Regions from separate parts of the Homo sapiens genome. Here region 1 is linked to region 2. Evidence: chromatin loops called from intact Hi-C (ENCODE). Cell type or tissue: endothelial cell of umbilical vein. All regions are shown on one strand. Links, peaks and the distances in the headings refer to the core of each region. The heading gives the core; the rest is flanking DNA. Region 1 overlaps DYM (dymeclin). Region 2 overlaps DYM (dymeclin).

The links. Peaks named below come from ENCODE experiments on the same cell type or tissue, not always from the same donor. Only the 100,000 strongest peaks of a DNase experiment are listed, where the experiment ranks them.
Region 1: it touches region 2 in a loop (2.9-fold over the local background); 7 of 110 quality-filtered maps call a loop at or near these places.

What each region holds. Positions count from the first base shown.
Region 1 is chr18:49,410,516-49,421,659 of GRCh38, forward strand. All of the region lies in intron 2 of DYM (dymeclin), which reads right to left. Among named protein-coding and RNA genes, the nearest start is that of DYM, 45 kb to the right of the region's middle. In endothelial cell of umbilical vein, for the core only: a CTCF peak has its summit at 5,066 (motif pointing left); DNase peaks (open chromatin) are centred at 3,166 and 5,046; H3K27ac peaks cover 1,497 bases.
Region 2 is chr18:49,172,711-49,183,854 of GRCh38, forward strand. All of the region lies in intron 14 of DYM (dymeclin), which reads right to left. Among named protein-coding and RNA genes, the nearest start is that of MIR4744, 130 kb to the left of the region's middle. In endothelial cell of umbilical vein, for the core only: a CTCF peak has its summit at 6,274 (motif pointing left); a DNase peak (open chromatin) is centred at 4,491.

The sequences.
Region 1 (11,144 bases), core at 1,766-9,765, 240 kb after region 2:
AAAAAAAAAAAAAGTCTTATTATATACATTTAGCAGACTTCACTGATCTGAAATTTACTAATTCAGGATTGGGGGCTGTTTGTCTAAAATTGAGTTGAAGCCTGGACAACATAGTGAGACCTTTTCTCTACCAAAAAAAAAAAAAAAATTAGCTGGGCATGGTAGAGTGCCTGTAGTCCCAGCTGCTCCTTGAGCCCTGGAGGTGGAGGCTGCAATGAGCTGCCCTCCAGCCTGGCCAATACAGCAAAACCCTGTCTCAAAAAAATTAAAATTAAAATTAAAATTAAACAAATTGAGTTGAAACTGACTTTTGTGTTATACTTTAAAGAAATCATTTTGACAAGGGAGAGGGGATTTAGAAAAAGTATTATTTAACCTTCTACAAAAGAAATGTGTTTAAAGATGTTAGCATATTATTGTCCATATGCAAATAAATTTGCTGAAATAACTTGCATTTTGTACAGGCCTATATACACTATTCAAAGTTCTTTCACCTTTATTATTTCATTTGATTTCTTTTAAAAACCCTGAGAAGTTGACCGAGGAAATGGGAGTATCCTCACTTTACAAGTGACAGAAATAGAGAAGCAGAGTAACTTGTCCAATGTCACGGTATAAGAATAAACATATTTAACTTCCAGATTAATACTCTTTCAATATGAATAATATTAAATGAGATACTCTTAAGGCAAACCCACATAATATCAACCTAGAAACACTCCAGCAACTAGTTGGAATTTCTATATATTCCTAAAAGAAGTTGTGTCACACATAAATTATTATAAAAAGTATATCTACATTATAATTCCAATCATGCAAAAATTATGTGAATTATAAAGAATTGGAAGAAAACAAAATTTTAAATCTAATAAGGAAAATGGTAAGATGATAGACGACTTTCTTGTAACTGCTATGAAATCATAAACTATAGTGTGGTCGGGAAGCTAAAATTTTAAATTAAGTATTCCCTACTTCACAGTTTTCTGTAATTTAGACTGGTTTTATTTTACTTTTAGGCACACCGTTCTCATATATGAATCTCAATAATGAAAAGTGAGAAATTAATAGCTCAAATATTTTTAAGAAAAGCAGATAGGCAAAAAAATTGTTGGGGGAGAAGTTATAACAGACCTCTGAACACAGGTTTGCTGAACAATCAAACTGTAAGTTTCATAACATAAACACTGAAAATCCTTAGTCCCTTCAGCTGAAAGTTCCGCCATAAAATTCTTTCAAAACTGACATTTTATATTAATGATGTCAATTTCAGCCAACAACATACAAATTCTGATAAATATATAATGTTAGTCAAAGATATAACCTGAAAAAATCAACAAGTAACGATTCAGGAAAGGACAGAAGCACTTCTGAAGACATTTTCCCCCTTACCTTAGCAAAGAGAATTACAGAAATCATTCACAAAACTAACAAGAATCAGCCAATTCAGTGGTTAAACTGTGGGAAGGTTAATGTTTTAAGAGGACCTATTAATAGGAAAAAGTCAAAGGACAAAAACTGCATATAAATTATAGCAATTTTTAACGCACCCATGCAGAACCAAAAAGGTGTTTACATTCATGTGATTCACAGACAATCGTATATGCTGTCATTCAACTGCCAAAATGAAAGGAAATATAACTATTAAAATGTCAAAATGTCAGCAACTACTATGCTAGATAATACGGTGTTTATTTTCCCAAGAAAGAGAAAAACATTGACTTAAAAAAAAAAAAAAAAAAATTCCAACCAACACAGTGAGAAAGAAGAGGAATCAAGGGTGCACCTGCAGTAAAACTTACATGTCCCTTTACTTTAATGCTTTAAAGGATATATTTCCCCCATTTAAGCTTTTAGTTTAAGGGACTGATTAATCCTGGGAAAACTTAAGCATCTTCTAAAATGATTTTTGCATAGAAAGGTATAAATGAAAGAATGGGAAATAAAGGTTTTGACTCAAGATGTAAAAACTGAACTTCTTGTGGTCCCTCAATTTGAAAAATATAATAAGATGCCAAGAAAAGTCTCAAATTATTTATTCCCTGAGTAAAACAGCCTAGTACATTATTTTGGTCACCAACCAAGCAAACCTACAAAGAAAAAGTTAAAACAGAATTTAGAAGATGGTTTAGCAGCGATCCCAGGCCCACCTCTACAACAGAGCAGATTTTTCAACTTGAAAAGTTCTAATAAAATTGAACATAAAGTGTGCCAAAGAGCCTAAAAATATAGAAACAGAGACAGGCATCAAAGATTCAAAGAAGAAAGTAATTTTACAATCACTTGCTTCTGTCAGTTAAAAACGTGACCTAATTAAACAAAAGTCTCTCTTCCTGTGTGTCAACTGAGGAAACAGACTAAGAAACTTTGACAAAGGATCATTCAGGCAGCTCTGCTTAAAAAGAGAGAAGATACACTCTACTCAAGGCAAGGTGAAAATACTAAACAGATTACCCATCAGCTTGTGTGATCACTGTAAATGATGGCACTCAAGATTCCTCTGATTATGATCTGCAGCTTTGAAAAATGCTTGAAAATGTGAACATATAATCTGGTGGTTCTACTCTCAAAGATTACCATACGATTTAATGCTGCAGCTCTTTAGTACTTACATGAAACTGGGTCTCAGATTAGCCTGTGCTTCCCAAGGAGACAGTGTGGCATGATGGTCAACGGAATTCCTCTCTGGACTTAGACAAATAAACCTGGTTTAAATTAAATCTGGTCCTTACTTGCTACTCACTGTGTGGCTTTAGACAACCTTCCTAGGCCTCAGTTCTCTCACACGTGGGAATAATAGACTTGAATAACAATAACAGAACTAAAAAAATGGAGGTGTCTACAGCAATGGGTCCAGCATCTGACAAACAGTGAGCTCAATAAATAACTGGTAAAGTAACAATGATGCTTACGTTAGCGAATCCTTTTAGCAGAATTATATTATCATTATATCATTTTATCATTCTATTTTATCATTTATCTCAGTAGAATTAAATTTTTTATCATGTAAGAAAAATCCCTGAAAGAAAAGTCAAAGTGACAAGTGGAAACTAACAATGCTAAAGAGAAATGGAAGCCCTTTAAAAGGATAAGAGTACAGCAAACTGAAGTTTAGAAAACATTATATGATGTGGTATATAACTACAATGGGTAATTAGTCAGACTTAAGGAAGGAAATTACATCATGGATTATGAACTTTGAAGGCATTATACTAGGCCAGGCACAGTGGCTCAAGCCTATAATCCCAGCACTTTGGGAGGCCAAGGCAGGCAGATCACTTGAGGTCAGGAGTTCAAGACTAGCCTGGCCAACATGGTGAAACCCCGTCTCCACTAAAAAATACAAAAATTAGCGGGCATGGTGGTGCACACTTGTAATCCCAACTACTTGGGAGGCTGAGGCGGGAGGACAACTTGAACCCAGGAGGCGGAGGTTACATTGAGCCAAAATCACGCCACTGCACTCCAGCCTGGACAACAGAGAGAGACTCTGTCTCAAAAAAGAAAGAAAGAAAGAAAGAAAGCATTATGCTACATGAAATAAGCCAGTCACAAAAAGACAAATATTGTATGATTCCACTTATATGACAATACCCAGAGTAGTCAAATTCATAGAGACAGAAAGTAAAAATAGAGGTGACCAGAAACTGGAGGGAGAGGATGGGAAGTTATTGTTTAATAGGTATAGCATTTCTATCTGAGGTGATGAAAATATTCTGGAAAGGGATGGTGGGGATGGTTGCACAACCCTGTGAATGTACTTTAAACTGTACAATTAAAAATGGTTGAAAAGGTTACAAGAGTCAAGAGGACCAGACGAAAAAACAATAATTTAAAAAATGGTTGAAAAGGTAAATTTTATGTTTATTTTACCACAATAAAAAAAACATGAATAAAATCTTTCCATATTATAGGATAGTTAGTAAATTATAGCAGACTAGACTCAATTCCCAAATAGTGATAATGAAACAGGCTCATCTCTGGAATACCATACAACTTATAAGATCTTTCACACAGCCAAGTCCTTATGTTATTTGTTTCGTGTTGGCTGTTCTGCTACACGGGCCTTTTGCTGCTCTTCTAACAAGCAGAACTTACTTCCACTTCAGCCTCTTTACACTCGCTGCCCCTCTACCTGGAATACTCTCCACAAAACATGCATGGCTCACTCCCTGGCATCATAATGTCTCTGCTCAAATGCTGCTTTCCCAGAGACTCTCTGGCTAAAGAAATCTCCTAAAGCTATTGCTCTCCATCACCTCACTCCGCTTCGCTTTTCTTCCTTACACTTGACACTTCCAGAAATGACTTAACATATTTATTTGTTCACTTGTTTATCGCTCATCTCCTCTAGTAACATATAAACTGCATGAGAGCAGGGACTTTGTCACTCATGTTTTTAGTCCTTAAAAACAGTCCCTAGCAACTAGAAGACATTCCATAACTATTTTTTTAGGTATATTAATCAAAAAAATACTTCCTTTTTTTTTGATGTGGAGTTTCTTTCTGTCTCCCAGGCTGGAGTACAGTGGCATGACCTCAGCTCACTGAAACCTCTGTTTCCAGGGCTCAAGCGATTCTCCTGCTTCAACCTGAAGTCAGGAGTTTGAGACCAGCCAGGCCAACATGGCAAAACCCTGTCTCTACCAAAAATACAAAAATTAGCCGAGCATGGCACACACCTGTAGTCCCAGCTACTCAGGAGCCTGAGGCAGAAGAATTGCTTGAACCCAGGAGGTGGAGGTTGCAGTAAGCTGAGATCACACCACTGCACTACAGTCTGGGAGACAGAGTGAGACTGGGTCTCTCAAAAAAAAAAAAAAAAAAAAATTAAAAAAATTTTAAAAATGAGAGAGAATTAAAACGATATACACCATAATGTTAACAAGTTACTCTTGGTTGTTATTATTTTTATCTTTTTTTTTTTTTGCCTTCCTGGTGCTTTTCTGTATTTAAAGTATTAAAAATGAACATGCATTACTTTGGTACTTAGAAAAATTAGTTTTAAGTGACTGTGCCAAGAGCTGCCCTTTTTGCCTTATATGAGCACCATCTAGTGCTCAGTACACATAATACAATTTCTGTAACACAGTAAAGTTTTCTGAAAAGTAGCCTTTATAAAAAGTAGGGTGTGGCTGGGCATGGTGGCTCATGCCTGTAATCCCAGCACTTTTGGAGGCTGATGTGGGTGGATTGCTTGAGGCCAGGAGTTCGAGACCAGCCTGACCAACATGGTGAAACCCTGTCTCTACTAAAAATATAAAACTAGCCAGGCATGGTGGCATGTGCCTGTAATCCCAGCTACTTGGGAGGGTGAGGCAGGAGAATCACTTGAACCTGGGAGGCAGAGGCTGCAGTGAGCCAAGGTCGTGCCACTGTACTCCAGCCTGGGCAACAAGAGCGAAACTCTGACTCAAAAAAAAAAAAAAAAGGTAGATTGCTTATACACAAAGATGACTATTACTATAATCACTGTCTGGCTTAATTTTTAAAACAGCAGAACAATTAGTTCAAAAGAGGCACAGGACTTTCAATCATCAAGATAAAGCGGTCATCAGAAAATTGGTTAAATTTCTGCTGCTTATTTTCATTCCTCAAATATTTTAGACTAACTCTCAAGACAGAGTCCTAGGTCTTTGTAAACTAATAGGTAATTACTCCTTGAAAGAAGAGCAAAGTCAGACACTTTACATGCATGATAGTGTTTCATCATCCCTATGAATCTACATGGTAGGGGTTATTATTTCCATTTTACAAAAGCAACAACAGGTTCAGTGAGATTAAGCAGCTTTCCTGAATTCACAAACTAGTCAGTTGTGGAGCTCAGGCAAGGTCAGTTTGGCTCCAAAATCCATGTTCCCCCTGCCATGCTACATGGTCTCCATTCTTCACACTTCACCCAAAGTCACTGCACCTTTTAGCAAAACAATTCCTCTGGAGAAGAGTATTCAGGCTGCTGCTATACTGCTCAGAGCTGCTCTCAAATCTGGAACTCTAAGCTCATTAAGTATTAACACTCAAATCAGGTGTTAATTTAAAACAAAAGAACTTTTTAAAGATATTATTCTCTATACTGCTGTTAGCTGGTTACACACACTTACTGAGATGTAGGACTTTCCATTTCCTACACAGTAATAGAAATTCAGACCTTCAGCACATCACAGGTATATTGCTGCAGATGTCTCAGATTTTGTTTTCCTGCCCTAGTTTTTCTTCCTGCACTTTCCACCTACTCACCCTACTTAAAAAAATAATGTCTCTGAAACAATGTTTTCTCCAAATCCACTCAACAAGAGCCTACAAGGGACCCTACTTCTAATCCTCAGCTTTCTAACAAGTGTGCCAAAAATAGGTAACAGGTGGACATATTTTTATTTCCCAGTTCAGCCTTTCATAGTTAGAGCCCCTACACCCTTCAGAGCCCCAGACCACTCTAGACCCAAGCAGCCTTATCAATTTACCCTGAAGCATCATGAACTATGTTGGGAAGCAATTTCTACATTCCCAACCTATTACACTTGATTCCCATTCCTCTCAACACAAACTGGAAGCATTACTAGAAGTCATCTGGCCACGTTTCCTTTATAGTACAAGAAGTCACTTCTACCCATATGTATAAGGTGGTAGCGGTGGTGTTGGTGGTGGTGTTGTTTGAGACAGGGTCTTGTTCTGTTGCCCAGGCTGGCGAAAGCATTGGCCTGACCATAGTCACTACAACCTTGAACTCCTGGGCTCAAGGAATCCTCCTGACTCAGCCTCCCAAGTAGTTGGGACTACAAGCATAAGCCACCGAGCTCAGCTAATTTTTTTATTTTTTGTAGAGATGGGGGTCTCGCCATGTTGCCCAGGCTGGTCTCAAACTCTTAGTCTCAAAAGATCCTCCTGCCTCAGCCTCTCAAAATGCTGGGAATACAGGGATGAACCACCGTTCCCAGCTTGTATAAGGCTATTCACTGCTACATTATATGTAATAACAAAACACTGGAAGCAATCCAAATGGTAAAACCCAAATGGTAAATCCAATTAATTTTGGTATATATGCCCCCCCATTAAAAAGAGTGAGGAAGTTAATATATAGAAGGCTCTTCAAGATATAACTGATGAAAAAAAGCACAAAGTGAAAAAGTGTGTATAATATACATGCTATTATTTATCAAAAAAAGAGAAGGGATATATGTGCATATTTGTTTGCATATGCATAAAATGCAATTCTTCTATAACACCCTTTATCATATTTCACCATACTTGTTTGCTGATTTACAGATAAGATTATAAGCTCTGGCTGGGCGTGTAATCTCAGCACTTTGGGAGGCCGAGGCAAGCGAATCACCTGAGGTCGAGAGTTCAAGACCAGCCTGACCAACATGGAGAAACCCCATCTCTACCAAAAATACAAAATTAACCGGGCATGGTGGCACATGCCTGTAATCCCAGCTACTGGGGAGGCTGAGGCAGGAGAATCACTTAATCCCGGGAGGCAGAGGTTGTGGTGAGCCGAGATCATGCCATTGCACTCCAGCCTGGGCAACAAGAGTGAAACTCTGTCTGAAAAAAAAAAAAAAAAAAAGATTATAAGCCTTTAAGGACAAGAGACATCATATATCCAGCTAACTATTATAGCCTGAGAAACAAATAAATGAATAACAGTTTGATACTCAGAGATAAGTCATCTGGTCCAGCAGTTCTCAATGATAAGCATGACACACGATTATGTTCACACACACCATAGCCTCAGATGCCTATGAACCAAAAAATAATAAGTACAGGTCTGTTTTTCATTTTTGTTGCTATTATGTAGTTTAGAAACATGTATAAAATCAGTCATATAAGTAGTTTAAAATATTTAGGAAAAAAACAGTGTATATTATTAACCTTTAGTCTTTAATTATTCTTCATTTTGTTTCAGATCTTTGCTGCACAACTAATTTTAACAGGGTGAAAAAATAAAAACTATTAAATAATTTAAGAAAGATTTTAGAACCACACCTGGAAACTCTTACAAAATCTGATTACTCTGATGCTAAAAACAGTTAATAGTAAGGAAGGATTAGATTCGTCCTAAAGGCCTTATTAGTATTTCTAAAAATTGCAGCAAACATCGATTTTTGGCTACAAAAATGGACTTTACTTGAAGACGGCACATATGTATCTAACGAATTCCAAGAGTGAACAATCTCAGAATTATCTAGATTCAGAGTCTCCTCTACTGAGATTCATCTTAGCCCTGAATAATTCATGAACTAGGTAATTTTGGCCCCTGACTCTGTCAACAAGGGGGCACCTGCTACCTCAAAGCCTACTCAGTCCCAAGGTCAAATATCAAATACCATCAGTGAGGAGCAGGGCAGTGCCAAAGAGAAAGTGACAGACCAAAAGTATATGCAACACCACAAATGAAACCTCTATCATGTAAACTCACTTGTGGCGGTGGGGGTGGGAAGAAACCTTTATAAATATACTCTCACAGATTTACAATGCAGTTTATTTACTTTACAGTTTTTTCACTTTCTAAGATCCCTTTATACGTTTCTCTTAAATCACCTGGGTGATTTAAGAAAAGAGAATGGTGGCCAGGCGCAGTGGCTCACGCCTGTAATACCAGCACTTTGGGAGGTCAAGGCAGGTGGATCAGGAGGTCAGGAGTTCAAGACCAGCCTGGCCAAGATGATGAAACTCCACCTCTACTAAACTACAAAAATTAGCCAGGCGTGATGGCAGGCACCTGTAATCCCAGCTACTCGGAAGCCTGAGGCAGGGAATTGCTTGAACCTGGGAGGCGGAGGTCGCAGTGAGCTGAGATTGCACCACTGCACTCCAGCCTGGGCGACAGAGCAAGACTCTGTCTCAAAAATTAAAAAAATAAAATAAAATAAAATAAAATTTGAGTAAAAATAATAATTAACAAAACAAACTATAAAGCCATAATAACTTAAACTGTGAGGCACTGGCACAGGTCGACAAAAATGGCTAACAAATTATTCCCGTCACTATTTTTTAAGAAGTTCATCTTTTTCCCCACTGAAATGCCAGCTCCACATAAATCAAGTACATACACATACATTTATTCTTATTCTTAAGTATTTTAGTTATTCTTGTTCATTATACTTTTTCATACACATTTCAGAATAAACTTATCAAGATCCCCCAATCTTCCAAAACAAGGCTTTCAGAATTTTAATTCAAATTGTCTTCAATCTATAGGTCAATTTGAAAAGAAGTGACATTTTTACAATAGTCTCCTTATTCCTTAAACATGGTACATATCTCTATTTAGTTAAGTCTACTTTAGTATATTTCAATGTAAAAACCATATACTATAATTTGGAATAGCTTTATAAATTACTTTAGAATTTACATAAGTGAAAAGAAAAATTATTTTGGACAATAAATCATGCTCTCCATTTCGCCCTCTTTTCCTCTAAGTCGTATCACTATCACATGAGCAGCAGTACTCAGTGATAATTCTGCAAGGATTAAGGAAATGATTTCAAAAGTTGTTGATGCTATAGCTCATCCCCAGTATGACCTTTCTCACCAATCCACAGCCACCTTTAATTTTCCAAGGATCTCAGAAGCAAGAATAAGTAACCACTTCAATATAAAATACATCTAATCCAAGCCATCAGATTAATTATAAACTAAGTTAAAATTCGTTTTTTTTTTTTTTTTTTTGAGATGGAGTCTTGCTCTTGTCGCCCAGGCTGGAGTGCAATGGCGCGATCTCAGCTCCCCACAAGCTCTGCCGCGCGGGTTCAAGTGACTCTCCTGCTTCAGCCTCCCGAGTAGCTGGGATTACAGGCGCCCGCCACCACGCCTGGCTAATTTTTTGTATTTTTAGTAGAGATAGGGTTTCACCACGTTGACCAGGCTGGTCTTGAACTGCTGAATTCAGGTGATCCACCTGCCTCGGTCTCCCAAGGTGTTTGGATTACAGGCAAGAGCCACCACACCTGGCTTAAACTAAGGTAAACTTCTAAGGCCCAATCCAATTGTATACAATAAAGTTAAAAATTAAAATTTGGGGGGAGGTTCCAAGATGGCTGAATAGAAACAACTCCAGTCTACAGCTCCCAGCATGAGCAACACAGAAGACGGGTGATTTCTGCATTTCCAACTGAGGTACCTGGTTCATCTCACTGGGGCTTGTCAGACAGTGGGTGCAGGACAGTGGGTGCAGCCTGTGGACCGTGAACCGAAGCAGGGCAAGGCATCACCTCACCAGGGAAGTGCAAGGAATTCCCTTTCCTAGCCAAGGGAAGCCGTGACAGACAGCACCTGGAAAATCAGGTCACTCCCACCCTAATACTGCCCTTTTCCAACAATCTTAGCAAACGGCACATCAGGAGATTATATCCCACGCCTGGCTCGGAGGGTCCCACACCCACGGAGCCTTGCTCACTGCTAGCACAGCAGTCTGAGATCAAACTACAAGGTGGCAGCGAGGCTGGGGGAGGGGCACCTGCCATTGCTGAGGCTTGAGTACCTAAACAAAGCAGCCGGGAAGCCCAAACCGCAGCTCAAGGAGAACTGCCTGCCTCTGTAGACTCCACCAATGGGGGCAGGGCACAGCTGAACAAAAGGCAGCAGAAAGTTCTGCAGACTTAAATGTCCATGTCTGACAGCTTTGAAGAGAGTAGTGGTTCTCCCAGCACGGAGTTTGAGATCTGAGAATGGACAGACTGCCTCCTCAAGTGGGTCCCTGACCCCTGAGTAGCCTAACTGGGAGGCACCTCCCAGTAGGGGCCGACTGACACCTCATACGGCCAGGTGCCCCTCTGAGACGAAGCTTCCAGAGGAACAATCAGGCAGCAACATTTGCTGTTCTGCAATATTTACGGTTCTGCAGCCTCCACTGGTGATACCCAGGCAAACAGCGTCTGGAGTGGACCTCCAGCAAACTCCAACAGACCTGCAGCTGAGGGTCCTGACTGTTAGAAGGAAAACTAACAAACAGAAAGGACATCCACACCAAACCCCATCTGTACGTCACTATCATCAAAGACCAAAGATAGATAAAACCACAAAGATGGGAAGAAACCAGAGCAGAAAAGCTGAAAATTCTAAAAATCAGAGTGCCTCTTCTCCTCCAAAGGAACGCAGCTCCTCGCCAGCAACAGAACAAAGCTGGACGGAGAATGACTTTGACG
Region 2 (11,144 bases), core at 2,083-10,082:
AGTGGGGCAGTTTGTCTTTTTCATTTTCTTCAAAAAACAGTGTCTTTTGAAGAGCAAAAATTTTAAATTTGATGAAATTCATCAGTTCATCACATTTTTAAAAAATTGTTTGTTTTTTATGTCCTATCTAAGAAATCTTTGCCTAATCCAAGATCCCAAAGATTTTCTATGATTTCTTCTATAGTTTTACAGTTAAGTTTTAAGTTTTATAGTTTTAGTTCTTATATTTATGTCTATGATCCATTTTGCATTAATATGTGTATATGGCATGAAGAGTCACAATTTATTTAATTGGTTTGGGTGTTTTTTTTTTAATTTGTGCATATAGCTATTTAATTGTTCCAGTACCATTTGTTGAAAAGATTATCCTTTCCCCCTTAAATTACCTTGGCACCCTTGTTGAAATTTCATTGAGCATATATGCACTGGTCTATTTCTTGATTCTATTCAATTCCATTGGTCCATAAATCTGTCATACACTATTATCCCACTGTCTTGATTACACCAGCTTTATAGTAAATCTTGAAATCAGGTAGTGTGAGTCTTCCAACTTAGGCTTTGTCAAAATTGCTTTTGGCTATTCTAGGTCCTTTGTATAATATTGAATCAACTTGTCATTTTCTACCAAATCACCTGGTAAGGTTTTGATTAGGATTGTGTTCAACGTATAGATCAATTTCAGGATCTTAACAATACTAAGTCTCTAATCCATGAGGATAAAATCACCCTGTTTACTTAGGTCTTCCTTAATTTCTTTCAGCAATGTTTTATAGTTTTCAGTGTACCAGGTCTTGAATGTATTTTAAGTCTATTCTTAAGTTATTTCATATTTTTGATGCTGCCGTAAATGGCATTATTTTTCAATTACTGATTGTTCATAGCAAGAATGTAGAAATAAATTTGCTATATGCTGACAATAACAAATTTAACAGTAAATTCAACAATAAAATTATTATATACTGACCTTTTTGTGTCCTATGATCCTGCTAAACTCATTTAGCAATCCTAGTAGGTTTCTTGTAGATTCATTAGGACTTTTAAAACACATATTCATGTCTTGTGCAAATAGCTAAATAGTTAATAAAATTTAAAAGATAGTTCTAAATCTTCTTTTCTAATCTGGATATTAAAAATTTCTGTTTCTTGACTTATGGCACTGGCTAGGACCTATAGTACAATACTGAATAAAGGTCAGAGTACATATTCTTGCCATTTTCCTGATCTTAGGGGAAAAGTATCATTTTTCACTAAGTATGATTTTAGCTGTAAGGTTTTCATTGATGCTCTTTGTCAGGTTGAAGAAATTCCCTCTATTCCTTGTTATGTGAAAGCTGGTTTCATTTCTTTTCATAAATGGCCATTGAATTTTGTCAAATGCTTTTTCTGTACCTACTGAGATGATCATATAGTTTTCTTTTTAAGTCTAATAAAATAGTGGATGGTACTGATTGATTATGGCATGTTAAACCAGACTTACAATTCCTAGGATGGGTCCCAATGGTATCTTTTTCTATGATGATGATGTAGATAAGAATGATGGCAGCTAGCACTTACTGAGAATGTGCTCTATGCCACACATCTCTCTAACCTTTTACATTTGTTAACTAAATATACAGCTCCTTAATGAAGACAGTATTATTATTAACATCACATTATAAGTGATGACATACAGAAGTAAATTAACTTGCCAAGGACTATACTATTCATAAATGGAAGAGCTAGAATTCACAGCCTGGTAATCCGAGTCTAGACCATGGACTCATTACACTACTTCATTATCTCTTATATGGAGATTTATTAATTATGATGGCTATTTTTCTTGTCCAATATGATTCACTCTCACCCCCTACTTTCAGAAACAGAAACTACTTTCCTGAAAAAAGTGAGATTATGACACAGGCTCATTCCCTGAGTCACAAAGATTGGTCAATGAATATAAGCTCTAGTTGAGCCAGCTGGAAATATTCCCTAGGATTTTACTAACTAGAAAGGGTGAGAAAGCTGCTTTTTCTCTCTGGTTAGAAGATTGTAAAGACGTAATCCCGGAGTTGGCTATGGTCACGCTTAGCTTCACAGAGAAAACCCATGTGCAAGAAGAGAGAATGAAGTGAACTTAAGCTGAGACAGAGAGAGAGCGAGAACTGAGGGAAAAGGCTGAAGAAGAAAGGGACAGATAACGATGGTTCTAACAAATACGGAAAACATGTGAGGATTAATACACCATAACAGAAAAAAACATCAAAGCCGACGAAGACAGAACAAATTCATGTTATGAAACTTGTCTCTTTTTACTTGCAGATTATAATAGAAATAGTAACTTCCCAAGCTTTTTTTCTCTATCAAATTATGTCATCTTAATTATTTGTTTGCTTCAATATGCGGCTTCATAGTTGCTCTTAAACTGCTACACACAAGTGTAATGCATATTTGTACTGTAAACATGTATTTTTCCAAATGCCAAGTTCATTTAAGGCCTTGATTGTAGATCCTTGGACAGTGTTCTGCGCACAACATGGTCTAAAATATGCTTACTACTAATTGATGATTTATCTTCTTTTCTATCGTTCTTACTCCAATAAAAGAAACTGCAATGACGTCGGTATTCTTGCCTTACAAAATCAGAAACAAGCAGTCTTAGTTGATTTTAGTTTAAAAATCTTATCTTTAAGGACCAAAAGTTAAAATGAAGGAAAGACTAATTACGTAACAATCTTTACTAAGAACACTGACATTTATACAAAGAAGCAAGGTTAGGGCAGGGTAAACTGCCCGTTCATTCACATTTAATTGCCTTACTAACCATAAACATTATTTTAGGTTTATAATAACTAGCTTAAAATTCATTTCCATCCAGGACAAGAGCTAAAATGATGTTGATTTTATGGAATAAAAGGTGGAGAACAAAATAACAAAACTCAGCACCACCAGCTTGCTGACTGTCAAGTAATGCTTGTTAAAATGCAAATGTCTTGTGACTAGCAGTACACAGCATAATGCATGGACAACAGATGTGTCCATCAGTACACTAAGCACCACACATGTTCTAGTAGAACCTACTGCTCCATATTTCAACACTATAAAGAAAACACAATAACTCATCTTCTTCAAAAACTCTATATATAGTAAAAGCAAAAGACAAAGAAATATATGTGTGATATTTAGTGAAAGAGGTTCCCACCAAAAGGGCACACCCTGCATTGTAACTGGAGAAGCCAATCCTAGAATCCTAAAAACACATAATGTATCTTAGCAAGAACTCAAAATTATAGTACAACATTCAGTATGACCTTCATGGTATGACTGCATAATCAAAAATTATATGTAAACCCAATAATAACTAGTCATACAACATGGCAAAGTATTGGACTAAACAATGTTTCTTTAAAAAAATGCTGAAACTCAGGAATTGAATTTCCCCTAGCTAAGGTAACTAAAGTCAAAATGTGGAAGACATAGAAAGAAAACTGAAAGATGGCTAACAACTTAAAAAATGATGTTACAAAAATTATTACTGATAAAATATGTTGAAAATAATAGGTAAAATACACAATCTGTCAATATACACTCTGGTAACTATACTACCAAATTTATAAGAGACTGAAATAAGAGAATCTAACATTAGCTTAAAGACAATTATTTTCATTTTCCACAAAAACATTCATGCAAATTTCATTTGTGTTTTTAACATAAGCACATTTTTTTTCAATTTTTTTTTTAAGAAACAGGGTCTCATTCTGTTGACCAGGCTAGAGTACAGTGGTGCAATCATAGCTCATGACAGCCTCAAGCTTCTGGACCCAAGTGATTCTCCAGCTTCAGCCTCCTGAATAGCTGGGACAACAGGCACGTGTCACCAAGCCTGGCTTTTTTTTTTTTTTTTTTTTTGCAGAGATGAGGTCTTGCCTTGTTGCCCGCACTGGTCTTGAACTTCTGGCCTCAAATGATCCTCCCACTTCAGCCTCCCAAAGTGCTGGGATTATAGGTGTGAGCCACTGTGCTTGGCTTCTTTCCAATTTTGACTAGATTTGGTCAGAAATGTTATTTAGCAAAAATTACAAAATTAAAAATTGGTAATTTATCTAAAAAGCACTTTACTCCTTTTATACATATTTCATGGACAATGGATTTTAAAAATGTATATATCCTTTATAAACTAAACTACGATGAAAGTCTAATTTTTTATAATTAGTATGCAATTCTAAAGATATCGATCTTATTAGAAGTTTTATGGTATTTTCTCTATTAGAAAATTATGTTCTGTAAAGAAAGAGATTTTCTGACTTGAAAGAAGTTTGGTTGTCTTTTTCGGTGACCCTTTCTTAGTCTCTTGAGAAAATTGCACACCAAGGAAATAGCAAATCTGTCCAGTTTTTTAAAAATCCTATGGCACAGTGTCACTAATTTATGGGAATAATTGGGATCGAAATAACATTGAAAGAGAAAATTCATTTGGAAAGTGGAATGACCTCACAGTGAGTGCAAGAGGAGCCAGGATGGCAGGGTAGAAGTTATTATTATCACAGGTCATAAGGCACTTCCTAAGTGTAAAGAAATTTCCTCTCAGGGGAAACCTACCAAATAAAGCATGTTTACTATATGTCAGATTTTACAAAGATAGTCACAGGAAACATGATACTGCTAACTTTGGGGAAATGCTGCAGAGTACCTATAACTACGTTATAACACAATTGATAGCCAAAATATTTCCCAGGTGTTGGACCCTTAATTTGAGAATCTCAACTGGAACTTTGAAATTTCTTTTTTGCTTAGCCCTTAATCTTAATTTAGTGAATATAATTAGTCTTTGGGATGGCCATAGGAACAGGAAGCCTTAACTGGAATTATAGGTCTTTACTGGTAAATGCCTTTTTTCAACACCTATTAGCTTCATCACTATAAAAAAATCTTATGTCTGTAAAAACTTTATCCATTTATTTCAACTTCCTTTTGATCTTTGTGTACCTAATTATTAATTTATACTTGTCCTACACATTTTTCCCATGTCTTCCTTTATCTTTTGTTTGTAGGTTTGTCTCATTTCTTATGTGAATACAAGTTCAAGGGCACAGATGTCCATTCCTCTTTTCTTCTTTTAACACTTCCACAATGCCTCCTGTATATACCAATGGTTTCAGTGGGTTAATGATCCCTCATTTTCCTTTTAAATAAACTATCTACTGACTGGTGGATAAGATATTCTTTGAGTTAAAGTTCTAAAACTACTTTTTAGAAAAACCACAAAACCAATCATATATTTACAGTAACTTCATAAGAAACCCATCTCTACTGTGACTCATCCTGAATAAAGAAGTAGCTCCCTTTCCAACCTCTTAATACATAAACCGAAACCACAAAGAGAGAACAATTTCCATGAATGAAGTTGTTATCAATGCCTATAGGAAAGCCATGGATTTAACTCCTTAGGCCTTAAATTAGAATCTTAATTTAACACAGTTCTCAGAAAGCTCAGTTACTGGCTTCCTCAGTGAAAGCTTCTAAATAATAAAAGCAACAAAGAAGAAAGGAAAACCAGAATGGGAATATGTGGAAATGGGAAAAATCTAAGAGTAGTGTGACCAAAAAGAGAAAAATGGGCCTCAACATCAAAGAAGGAGCAAACTCAGAATTCCACTATGGTTTAGTACATCAGTACATGCTCAAATCAACAACCCTGCAGCAATGAGAAAAAGATTCAAATGTGTGTAAGGTCTTTACTTCAAACTCCTAAAAGTCTGCAATAGCAAGATCTCTATCCCAAATACTTTCTAACATTTTTAAGGTGGCGCTTTAGTGAAACATACTTTTGTTATTTGGAAAATATGTGGAACTGCACAATTCCCAAGAATGCTAGATAAATGATGTATCACTTAAAGATTCTTATGGTTTCAAATAGCCCAGTTATTTCAATATCAACAGAATATTTCCAAAATGATAAAATTATAATTCTTTCTAATAAAAATACACTAACAATAGAGAAAATAAACGATAGTAATCCTCAGAAATAACCATGGATTAAATGTACTTTTGGAATATAGTCCTTTATTATAACTACCGATAATTACAGAGGTAGAATTCTATCAGTAGTTTTAAGAATGCCACCATCTCCAGATAATATTATAGATCAAATCAAGTTGGGTATAACCTGATAGGAAATAATCTATTTTAAGAACTGTAATTAATGTTTAACCATGTAACCCCCCCACCACGCCCCCATTTTCCTAAAACCCAGACATAAATTCATGCTTCGTGCTCCCTCTGCTGGCTCAAAAGCTACAGTTAATTCCCATTACAGCACACTGAAGGGCATTGATACATTATATTTGGGATCTTCACAATGTAATCCAGCTCCCTTCTTTGAGTGTTGATGAAAAACAAGAGAGGTGACAACTAGACCACAGTCACAAAGCTTTCTGAGAGCCAGAACAACTCTGGTCTTTTGACTCCCAATCCAGTGCTCTTTCCATTCCATAATGATCTCACTGCCTTCATGTATGAGACTATTACTGAACTTTATTTTGCTATGAGTTATTTAAAATCTGAAGCTCAGTAGCTTTGGGTTACACAGACTTTTCACTGTACTGTAATTACAACTGATAAGGAGATTTGACCAATATTCAGTAAAGATCTATTAGGCTTAAAGAGTGTCTCCATTTCTAATTTGTTTGAACAGTGTCCAATTTAAGACACCTACTGTAAAGTTTCTTGATATACTGAGTACTTAAAATGTCACCTAATGTGATTCTACCATTTGCTTACAAACCATGTCACAACTTTTGACTTGGAATATATAGTTACCACACAATATATCTTCAGGTCTGTCAAAACCATAAAGTTATTTTGTTGTGATGATGATGATGATGATGACAACAACGATGAATAGGCTTATAGTTACCATCTATAGAGTATCTATTACACAACAAATACAGGATTGGGTCTTTAGAGAAATCATTGTCAACATAAGGTAGATATTACTATCCCTATTTTACAGAGAAGGGAGCTGAGGGAAAGTAAATTGCCCAAGGTCTGTTTAACACGAAGTATCTACTGCTTCCTCTGTATGTAAATGCTTTGATATTTTGTTCATTCTTAATCAGCAGAGATAGCAACAGTAAAATAATCTCTTACTACCAGCACCATCATTTCCACTTAAGGCAAAAAAAGAAAGCAAAAGATACTTTATTCAAAGCATGAATCTGTTGAACTTCTTTAAAGTTTATACTAAAGTGGAGAGGGTTAATATTTTCCTTACTTTTGGTAGAGGAAATTACATGACCTAGACTATAAATGTTAGTATTTAATTCCAGTTTACTTTTGTATAATAGATGTATTTAATTATTTGTCAAGTGATCTGTTGTATGGAAAAACCTAACTCTAGTCTGATAACAATGCTAGTTAGATAGAAACAAACAGTCCCAGATTAAAGAATCTAATCTGTTCAGTCAAAAAGTAAATATTTATTAAGCTAGAATATACAAGTCTATCTTTGTAAGGAAGACTTTTTTCTTGATAAGAGATATAAATTATTATCTAAATCATGGACAGCTTTTATTCAAAATGAAGTTTAATTTCTGTGTTCCTTTTGAAACCAGAAAACTATAGATGTCAGTGCCCATCCTCGTTCTCTGGTAGTGATTAGTTGTTATTTTCATAAATGGGAATCATATTAAATAAAGAATTTAAATAGGAAAACAATGTTAAAGTGAACACCTTTCTCAATTATTTATCAGTAACCTATATGGACAGTACAGGCAACAAATGTCAATATTCTAGAAATGAGAAAGTAGCCTATGGTAAACTCCACATTAAGGAACTTAAAGAAAATTGATAAATGATTGTAAATTTTAACCTTGCACAATTTAACATGATAAACTTGATACCTGGGGCACTACAGCTAGCATCATATAATATTTATGGATACCAATGATTTTTCAACTGAAAGATAAAATAACCTCATTTTTGATGTTATGCAGAAAGGAATATAGGCTAATTCAGACACATTTGTATTTAAACACCCACTCCTCCATTTAATAGCTCATGGGATTTCTGACACTTAATTTTTCTGAGACTCAGTTTCCTTATACTTGGTGATAATGATGGTGGCAGTTAAGAGTTGCTGTGATGGTTAAATTGAGGGAATTAATGTAAAAACCCTTAAGAGAGAACCTATGGAAAAAGTCACCATTCAGTTCCAATTGATTTCTGGCATGGAGGACTGTGGGCTCTGCATTGCCAGCTATTCCAACTTGTTATATGTTAGCAACAAATTCTAACTTCAAAAAACCAAAACCAAACAAACAAAAAAAACTGTGCAAACCAAACACAGCACCTCTCTAGCCTGAGTCCAGGCTGCAGGCCGTTAGTATGCAGTTTCTGATTTGGAGAATCACTGGAAATACCACGTCATGAAATGCAGCAAACCATCTAGAGTCAAGGTCGTGTTGGAGTTAGATGGGTATTTTAAACAAAAGAGATGTGCTCTGGTAAGAAAAAGTCAAGGATAAAAGTTAAGATGATTTATGAGAGAAACCCAAAGCAAAATGAATGTTTCCGTGGAACAGCATGATTTTGAGATCACTCAGAACTATATTTATATGCCAATGAAAAAATCTTTAATTTTTACATAAATGCATTTTAATTTAATCCTTGATCCCCCAGTAAAGAGAACATGTTATTCTGTTTTACGAGACACAAACCAGCTGGTTTATAATAGAATTGTCCAGAGTCCCCACAATACAGGTTGAATTTCCTTCATCTGAAATGCTTGGAACCAGAAGTGTTTTTAATTTTGAATTCCTGCAAATTTTGGAATATTGGCATGATACTTACCAGGTGAACATACCAAATCCAAAAATTTGAAATCCAAAATGCTCCAGTGAATGTTTCCTTTGAGTATTATGTCGGTGCTCAAAACGTTCTGAATTTTGGAGCATTTTGGATTTTTAGATTAGGGATACCTAATCTGTGTAACCATCATATGTTCAAGATACAGCCCAAAATTACTCCACATACAATCTTGGCCAAAGGTTTATCATTTTTGTTGATCTTCTCAAGGAATGAGCTTTTGGTTTTAATTTTATCTACTGCATTTGTTTTCTATATCAGTGATTCCTGCTTTTTATTATTTTTATTTTATTTTGGGCTTAATTTGTTGTTCTTTTTCTAGTTTCTTAAGGTGAAAGCTGAAGTCACTGATTTGAGATCTTTCTTTCTTTCCAATATAGGCATTTCAGGCTATACCTTCCCCTTAAAATACTGCTTTAGTGGCAGCCATCCCACAACATTTGATATGTTCCATTTTCATTTTCACTTAGTTTAAAAATCGCTTTTGGTTTCTTCTTTGATTCATGGATTATTTAGAAGTATGTTATTTAATTTCCAAATATATGGGGATTTTCCAGAAAGTTATCCATTATTGATATCTATTATAATTCCATTGTTGTCAGAAAACAAACTTTCCATGACTTGAATCTTATAACCTGAATCTTACTGAGACTTGTTTGATGGCATAGAATATGGTCTTTGTTGGCAAATGTTCCTATGCAAATGTTTTGGCTGGAGCTGTTATTGGTTGGAGTGTTCTATAAATGTCAACGAGGTGAAGTTGTTTGATAGCATTAAGTCTTCCACACTCTTACTCATTTTCTGTCTACTTTTTCTATTAGTTAATAACAAAGATATATTGAAAGCTCCAACTATAACTGTAATTTGTTTCTCCTTGCAATTTTATTAGTTTTTGCTTCAAATGTGTATGTTATAAAGTACACATTTAGGATTATAATAGTCCTCTTGATACACTGATTCCTTCATTGTTATGAAATAATTTTCTTTATTCTGGTGATGTTTCCTCTCTGAAGTCACTTTGCCTGATAAGTCCCTCCTGCTTTCTTTTGCTGGTGTTAGTGATATGGTTGCATTTATATCTATCCTTTTGCTATAGTTTTCCATTTGTCCTATTGATTCTTTTTTTCCCCTTTTTCCATTTTTCTGCCTTCTTTTGGGTTGAGTATTTTTATGATTCTATTTGTTGGCTTATTAGCTATAATTCTGAACAGTGGTCTGGGAACTCTCAATACTCACAGGGCTCCCCTCAATTGCTAACATCTCTCAGGGATTTGTTTCTTTTGTTGCCTGATGCCCAGTGTCTCCAAAGTCCCTGTTCTATATACTGTGTCTGTTTTGGTTGTTGTTTCAGGCAGAAGGGTAAATCCAGTCTCTGTTACTCTATCTTGGTTGGAAGTGAATAGTGATTTTTGAACATCTGTGTGAAGAAAACCCCACAGTTTTAGATATTTTACGTAGAAACTTAAGGAACACTGGAGAAAACCAAAGATTTTTAATGTAATGTTTTTCCTTACTTGAAGTGGTGATTGCACATTTTTTTTCCATCTCTGATAACCACAGTATTTTAAATTTCACTGTGATTTTTTAAATACAACACTACGTATTTGAGGGGAAATTTTATTCACCTAATCCCACTAATTAAGTGATTTGTATCACTGTATTTTATTTGCACAACTAGTCTCTTATTGTAGATTGTAAATGCCAGTCATTGATAGTCTTTTAAAACTTATCCTTCATTGTGAAAATCAACATATTAGGTACTTGCTACTTTTCCAGAAAACGTTGTGGCACCATCAGGAAGGACAAACACCACAAGGCAGTCCTGCACTTCTAAATTTGTGCCCATCACTCTTTACTTCACTCCACATCAGTCCGCTCATCATTCCTGCACACTCCATTCTGTTCCTCCGTTAACTGCTTGGCCTACACTCACTTCCCTCCCCTATACAAACCTGCCTGGCAATTTTCGATTCACCCTTCAAAATGTAGCTTAGAAAAATATTTACCACATTTTCAAGTTAATTATATACATTTTATTTCACTAAATATTAAGTTCTTGAGCCTGGGATAGTTCACTTCTGCCTCTTTGATGCCTAGCGTAGTGCCTGTACATTTAACAGGGTCTCAAAAAATGTTTATTTAATTGAACTGAACTCAGAAATAATTTGGGATGCACAGTGTTAGGGACTGAATGTATGTGTCTCCCCCAAATTTCCTATGTTGAAGCCCTAACCTCTAGTATCGCTGTATTTGGAATAAGGAAATAATTAAGGTTAATGAGGTCATAAGGGTGAGGCTCTGAC